Linked DNA regions of Homo sapiens: region 1 is linked to region 2. A link is a contact called in ENCODE Hi-C or POLR2A ChIA-PET data. All regions are on one chromosome and are shown on one strand. The core of a region is the stretch at or near the end of the contact, and the rest is flanking DNA. Distances in the headings are between cores, read along the strand shown. Region 1 holds the start of KCNC4 (potassium voltage-gated channel subfamily C member 4). Region 2 holds the start of CSF1 (colony stimulating factor 1).

The links. Hi-C counts contacts between places; a loop is a spot of excess contacts on that map. ChIA-PET counts read pairs that join two places held with the same protein, here RNA polymerase II (POLR2A). Pooled maps may share reads with other maps.
Region 1: a loop to region 2 is called in a map with no recorded cell type, with 6 times the contacts of the local background. The contact joins the promoter of KCNC4 here to the promoter of CSF1 in region 2. A Hi-C loop is called at or near these places in 1 of 37 single-sample maps with no recorded cell type and 2 of 50 pooled maps. POLR2A ChIA-PET finds 5 or more read pairs at or near these places in 1 of 52 experiments (activated CD4-positive, alpha-beta memory T cell).

Annotation. Positions count from the first base shown.
Region 1 is chr1:110,209,062-110,212,090 of GRCh38, forward strand. It overlaps KCNC4 (potassium voltage-gated channel subfamily C member 4), which reads left to right and starts at 1,253. Exons shown (of 4, transcript NM_001039574.3): 1 at 1,253-3,029. The coding sequence starts at 2,439. It overlaps KCNC4-DT (KCNC4 divergent transcript), which reads right to left and starts at 926. Exons shown (of 2, transcript NR_046546.1): 1 at 550-926; 2 at 1-143. RefSeq lists a silencer at 933-1,612 and an enhancer at 2,850-3,029.
Region 2 is chr1:109,909,463-109,912,480 of GRCh38, forward strand. CSF1 (colony stimulating factor 1) reads left to right here and starts at 1,387. Exons shown (of 9, transcript NM_000757.6): 1 at 1,387-1,600. The coding sequence starts at 1,562. RefSeq lists silencers at 1,481-1,650, 1,701-1,810 and enhancers at 1,596-2,096, 2,097-2,597, 2,674-2,773.

The sequences.
Region 1 (3,029 bases), core at 3-2,502, 300 kb after region 2:
TTGTTTTTCTCAGTTGAGCTAGGTACTGCCTGATCTGGAACTGGGAAGGTGCACAGGTGTCCAGGGCAGGTGTGTCATTCACCTTTCATTTCTGCCTCAAGATCTCTTTACATCATCCAGACAGGCATGGAGGCTGCCTGAAGCTGTAAAAAAGAAAAAAAAACCCAATGGGGATTAATATGAAGATGTAAAATAGGTTCTGGACTTAACAAAAACAAATGAATCTGGAAATTGCTCTTGGGATAGGGCCAGTAAAGTCCTGTTGGTGCCTACGTTTTGGGTATGGCAGCTTCTCAATCACTTAGCAAACAGGTTCTCAGAGGCAGGCACTGTGGGAGCTATCAAGATGAAAAAGCACAATGCCGCCTGCAGGAGCTCAGGGTTAGGGAGGGGAGAGGAGACATATACACAGGCAAAGTCAAATTGTAATGGGTAGAATAAGAGTAGAAACAGGAAGGGGTCATGAGGCAGGACACGGGCATTTCCTATGTGGACCCCAGAGCAATGACGAGCAAAGGCTTTAACTAATGACTTTTCAGGGCCACCCACCCACTCCACATCCATAAAACATTTCGCGATGAACACAGCCAGAGCTACGGTTTCCTTCCATCCGGCACAAGAAGCGCTTCTCTGCCCAAGGCCACCCCGTCCTCCATTCCATCGCGGGGACTTTGGTGGCTGGGACAGAGGCGGAGAGCATCAAGACCATGGGTGTCTTGGGCTACGTTGGGCCTCCGAGGCGCAGGATGCGGGGCGGGGTGGTCAGAAGGCCCCAACACGGTCCCTGGGAAAGGAGAGGGCAGCCTGATCCTCGCGACAGCGTCTCTACCCTCTTTCTTCCTTGGCCTTCCGTCAGCCGCAGTGAAACGGCAACAGTGCGACCAGCTTGGCGGGGAGGGGGCGAGGGACGAAGCAAGAAGAGCCGGGCGGAGGTTAGAGGTCAGGGGTCGAGAGCGCTTCGGTGTCAGCGGGCTGCGGTGGGAGGAGCTGCGGGCCCGGGGGAGGCGCGGAGCAGGGCTGAGGGGGGCGGGAGGGGTTGCCGGCGGAAGCGCGCAGGGGCGGCGCGCTGGGCTGGGCACTGGCGGCGAGGAGGTGACGCGCTTGGTTGGGGCTCGGCTCCGGGGAGGAAGACTGCGCTCGGTCGCCAGGGCCTGCAGTGAGTCGGATCGGCCCCGCGCTGCGCCGCGCCCCGCCCACCCCGCCCCGCGAAGGGCGCGTCTGGGCGAGGCGGGGCCCCGGAGGAAAAGGCGCCACTGGGGCGTGGCGGCCGCTGCCAGCGCCGGAGGGAGACCATGAGCCCCTAGGGCCCCAGCCCACCGGCGCCGAGGCGCCCCCTCCCCTATGCCACCTCGCGCCCGCCCCCTGCCGCGCGCGAGCCAAGGCCGGCGCCCCGCCCGGAGATGGGCAGACGCGTAGATGGCGTGGCTCCCAGCGCCGCCAGATCGCAGGAACCAGGCGCCGGGGCGTTGCGCTGAGGCTCCCTCTCCGCGCGGCCCGGGAAGCCTGCAGGTGTCCTTGGCCGCTCGGCCGCCGCCCCCGGTACACCTTCGCCAGTGCCCAGAGCCCGGCTCCCCAGAGCGGCCCCGCCCCCCAGGCTCGGCGCCGCGCAGGACGCCCCGTCTGAGGCACCCCCGCCCCAGCGCGGCCCCCGCAGCGCTGCGCCCGGTCCGGCGCAGCTCCCAGCCGCGGACGCAGGACCCGAGGCTCGCTCCTGCGGGCGCGCTTGTTTTCCAGCTGCCGCCTCGCCCTGCGCAGCCCCCGCCCGCCCGGCCGCCGCTCTCTGCTCTGCCCCGCCTGCCTTCCTCGCCCGGCGCTGGATTTATGAATGGGGGGAAGAGGCCACATGCCGCCGCCGCCGCCTCGTGTTGACCGCAAGCAGCCCGGGCCCACGGAGCTCCGGCTGCCGTGAGAGTGTCGGCCTGGCCCCGGCAGCCGCTCGGAGGACTTGTTGCTGCTGCGCTGCCGCCGCTGCGGGGAAGCCGGCTATTCCGGGGCTTGGTGCGGTCTTGGAGCCGGAGGGTGGCCCGTGTGAGCGCGAGCGCCCCGGACCTTCGCGGTGCGCGTGGACTGTGCGCTTCCTCGTCTTTGGTCGGGGTGAAGGCGGGGGCGTGTCCCCGGCCCAGAGCGTTTGTGTGTCCCGTCGTAGCGGGGGACCGCGTGTGTGCTTGCTTCTACTTCCCCGGGTCCTCCCTCTCTGCGCCTCCCTCTCTCCGGAGCTTCCTGCCCTAACCCCAACCACCTGTGTACCGGAGAAATCCAACTCCTCCCGCTCCGCGTCCTAGGGGGATAGGCAGGGGCAAGCCCAAGCCGCAGAGGGGGCCGCCACCGCCTCCTGCCTCCTCTTCGTCTCCTCCCCCTCCCCCGTCTGACGCTGCCTCCTCGGGAAGGGTGTTTGGAGGGCAGCGGCCGCCCCAAGCCGGAGCCCCGCAGCGCTTCTTATGATCAGCTCGGTGTGTGTCTCCTCCTACCGCGGGCGCAAGTCGGGGAACAAGCCTCCGTCCAAAACATGTCTGAAGGAGGAGATGGCCAAGGGCGAGGCGTCGGAGAAGATCATCATCAACGTGGGCGGCACGCGACATGAGACCTACCGCAGCACCCTGCGCACCCTACCGGGAACCCGCCTCGCCTGGCTGGCCGACCCCGACGGCGGGGGCCGGCCCGAGACCGATGGCGGCGGTGTGGGTAGCAGCGGCAGCAGCGGCGGCGGGGGCTGCGAGTTCTTCTTCGACAGGCACCCGGGCGTCTTCGCCTACGTGCTCAACTACTACCGCACCGGCAAGCTGCACTGCCCCGCGGACGTGTGCGGGCCGCTCTTCGAAGAGGAGCTCACCTTCTGGGGCATCGACGAGACCGACGTGGAACCCTGCTGCTGGATGACCTACCGGCAGCACCGCGACGCCGAGGAGGCGCTCGACATCTTCGAGAGCCCGGACGGAGGCGGCAGCGGCGCGGGGCCCAGCGACGAGGCCGGCGACGATGAGCGGGAGCTGGCCCTGCAGCGACTGGGCCCCCACGAGGGAGGCGCGGGC
Region 2 (3,018 bases), core at 137-2,636:
GTCTAGGGTGGGGACAGAATGTAACCATCGGTACCACCTTAAACACTTCGAAAAGTACTGTGGAGAATGAATGGATGGCAAATGACTTATCAGAGCCAGCATTGAGGAATGAGCCAAGTCCAATGGGAACACAGGAAAAGGACCCTTTGCTCTGCCAGGAGAGTCACAGAAGGCTTTGCTGGTGGAGGATGAGATGCAATTTCAGCCTGAAATGATGAGGAGTTTGTCTTCAGCCATGTGGAGAAAGGAGCATTCCAGGCAGAGGGACCAGTCTGAGCAAAGGCATTCGGGTGTAAAATTATTGCCTAGGATTGGAGTGAAGGATATGTAGCGCTACTGACAAGAGACTCCTCTTCAAGAGCAGGCCACATATCCTTTATTTCCCAGGGGGTGGAAACGGGCAACCTCACAGAGGAATTGAATCATAATGAATTGAAGAAAGAAAAATCTCCTGAAGTTGGCATTATAATTAATAGGCTTAGGCTCATCCTACTAGTCCTCACTTAGACTCATTCTCATGTAGAAACAAAACGTGATTAATCACCTCAGTAAGTGCAATTTCCAAAAACATCCAGGGAAATCTAGGGTCCAGGTGCAGGACCTTTCCAATCTGAGTTGGATTTTGCCTCCAGGAGAGAGCATGGGTACCAGCCAGCATTTTCATCATCTAAGGGTCAGGTGCCTTGAAGTGTCTGCTGGCACCCAGGGAAGAGCCCCCCAGCTTGCTGTCACAGGACACAGCTGCTCCCTTCCTGGCCAGGTAGCTGGCCTCCCTCCCAGAATGGGACTTGAAGCTGGCCGGGCTGCTTGGGGGCTGCAGAGGAAGAAGGGGGCTGCCGGCAAACCTGCTGACTCAGGCTCCACGAGGGAGCAAGTAACACTGGACTCCTTTCGGCACTCCGAGAATGGGGTGGGGGCGTCTTCAAAGGATTTCCCTCCCTTCCCAGTGCTTGTCCCTGCTCTCGGTCCGTTTTCTGCTAAGATTTGGGGATTTTCAGGCCTGGAGGGAAAGTCCCTTGGGACGATCATAGAGCGCTAGCACTGAATCAGCCTGGAGAGCGCGGAAGGAAAGGGTCGGTCCGCAGAGGGCGCGGGGAAGGCAGGGTGGGGACGCGGTGGAGCCCGCGCTCGTTTGCTGAAGGCTTGGAAGTGCAGCGCAGAAGACAGAGGGTGACTAGGAAGACGCGCGAGCGGGGCTGGCCGGCCGGCGGGTGGGGGAGGGGAGGCGGGGGAAGGCGGCTGAGTGGGCCTCTGGAGTGTGTGTGTCTGTGTCAGTGTGTGTGTGTGTGTGTGTATGTGTGTGTCTGGCGCCTGGCCAGGGTGATTTCCCATAAACCACATGCCCCCCAGTCCTCTCTTAAAAGGCTGTGCCGAGGGCTGGCCAGTGAGGCTCGGCCCGGGGAAAGTGAAAGTTTGCCTGGGTCCTCTCGGCGCCAGAGCCGCTCTCCGCATCCCAGGACAGCGGTGCGGCCCTCGGCCGGGGCGCCCACTCCGCAGCAGCCAGCGAGCGAGCGAGCGAGCGAGGGCGGCCGACGCGCCCGGCCGGGACCCAGCTGCCCGTATGACCGCGCCGGGCGCCGCCGGGCGCTGCCCTCCCACGGTAAGCGACGGCCGCGGCGCTGGGCCCGGGACGGGCTGGGGCGGGGGCTCGGCGGCCAGGCGGCCGGGAGCGGCCCCTCGGAGCCGACAGCCTGGGCGCGCCGGCTGCACTGGCCCGGCGTTCCCGCCGCGGACGAACCGCCTTTGCGCACGGACTGGGCCCTGGCGCCAGGGCGGAGGCCGGTGGCGGCCCTGCAGCTGCACCGGGACTGCCAGGCTTCCCTGGGAAACGGAGGGCTGCTCACCCCATTGCACGGAGGGGAACACTGAGCCACCTGCAGGCAGGAGCCCCCGCTCAGCCAGGGTGCCCTGCCTCTCTCCCTACCCGCCACCACCAAGGCACGGGCGGAGTGGCTGTGCGCTGAGTGTGTGCCCTCCCCGGTGGGCACCTTCCTCATCGGCCACACACGTGCTTCCAAGGCCCTGCTGAGGAGTGGGCGCTTCTGGGCAGGGAAAGTTCAGGGGGTCAACCAGCTTATAGAACGCCAGGGACTTGCTGGCAGAGGGACGGAGAGGGGCAAGCCACTGCTTGTTCCAGCCCACAGGCAGGAGCTACGGAGGACTTGGGTGGCTGTTTGGGGGGTGGGGTGGGGGACGGCAACAGCCGGCAAACAGCCCCCCACCCCCGGGGCTGCTTGGGGCTAGCTCAGAATCTCTTTTTCTTGCAAATTCTGGTTTCATCGGTTGGGGAGATTCTGGGCTTTGTGGTGGTTTATGGTGGTTTGCAGTGCTTGAGGAAAATGGAAAGAGGGTTTGGTGTTGCAGAGCTGTGTCCAGGGGCAGGGTCTGCTCCTGACTGCGTAAGGGACGCCCTGCCCCAACTGTGGCGGTAGCAGATGCAGCCATAGAAAGTGAGGGTGGCACTGTTCATGACCAGTCAGTGGGCTCATAATAGATTTGCTTCTGAGGAGTCCTGGAAGAAAATGAGAGGGGAAACCTGGGGGGAAAAGAGCAGAAAATTATTTGGGGGTAGAGGAGAGCGGGCTGCAGGTGAGGTGAGAGAGAAAGGGAAGAGTGGGTCCACAGAAAGAAAGTGCCTCACTGAGAGAGAGGAGATAGAGTTGAGAGGGGAAGGGAGAAGGGTTAGCCATAGGCAGAAAGCAAAGCTTCGGGGCTGAAGGGGAGACCATGAGGAAAGAAGAGAAAGACAAGGGGGCTGTGTTTAGACAGGGGAAGTCCAAGGGCCCGGTTCTGCCAGGTCTCTCCAGAGGCCTTGTTGAGGGGGAAGATGAAATGGAATAGGATAGGTGGCAGAGGAGGCTGGACAGCTGGACTGAGGTGTCCTAGCATCTCTGAGCCTGCAGCAGAGATTCCTTCTGAGGGCTGCTCCCCAGGCAGAAGCCAGGGCTAGGGGTGGGAGGAAGAGGCAGTCAGAGGAGAGCCTGCCCAGCCAGATGCAAGCCAGAGTGTTAACCCCCC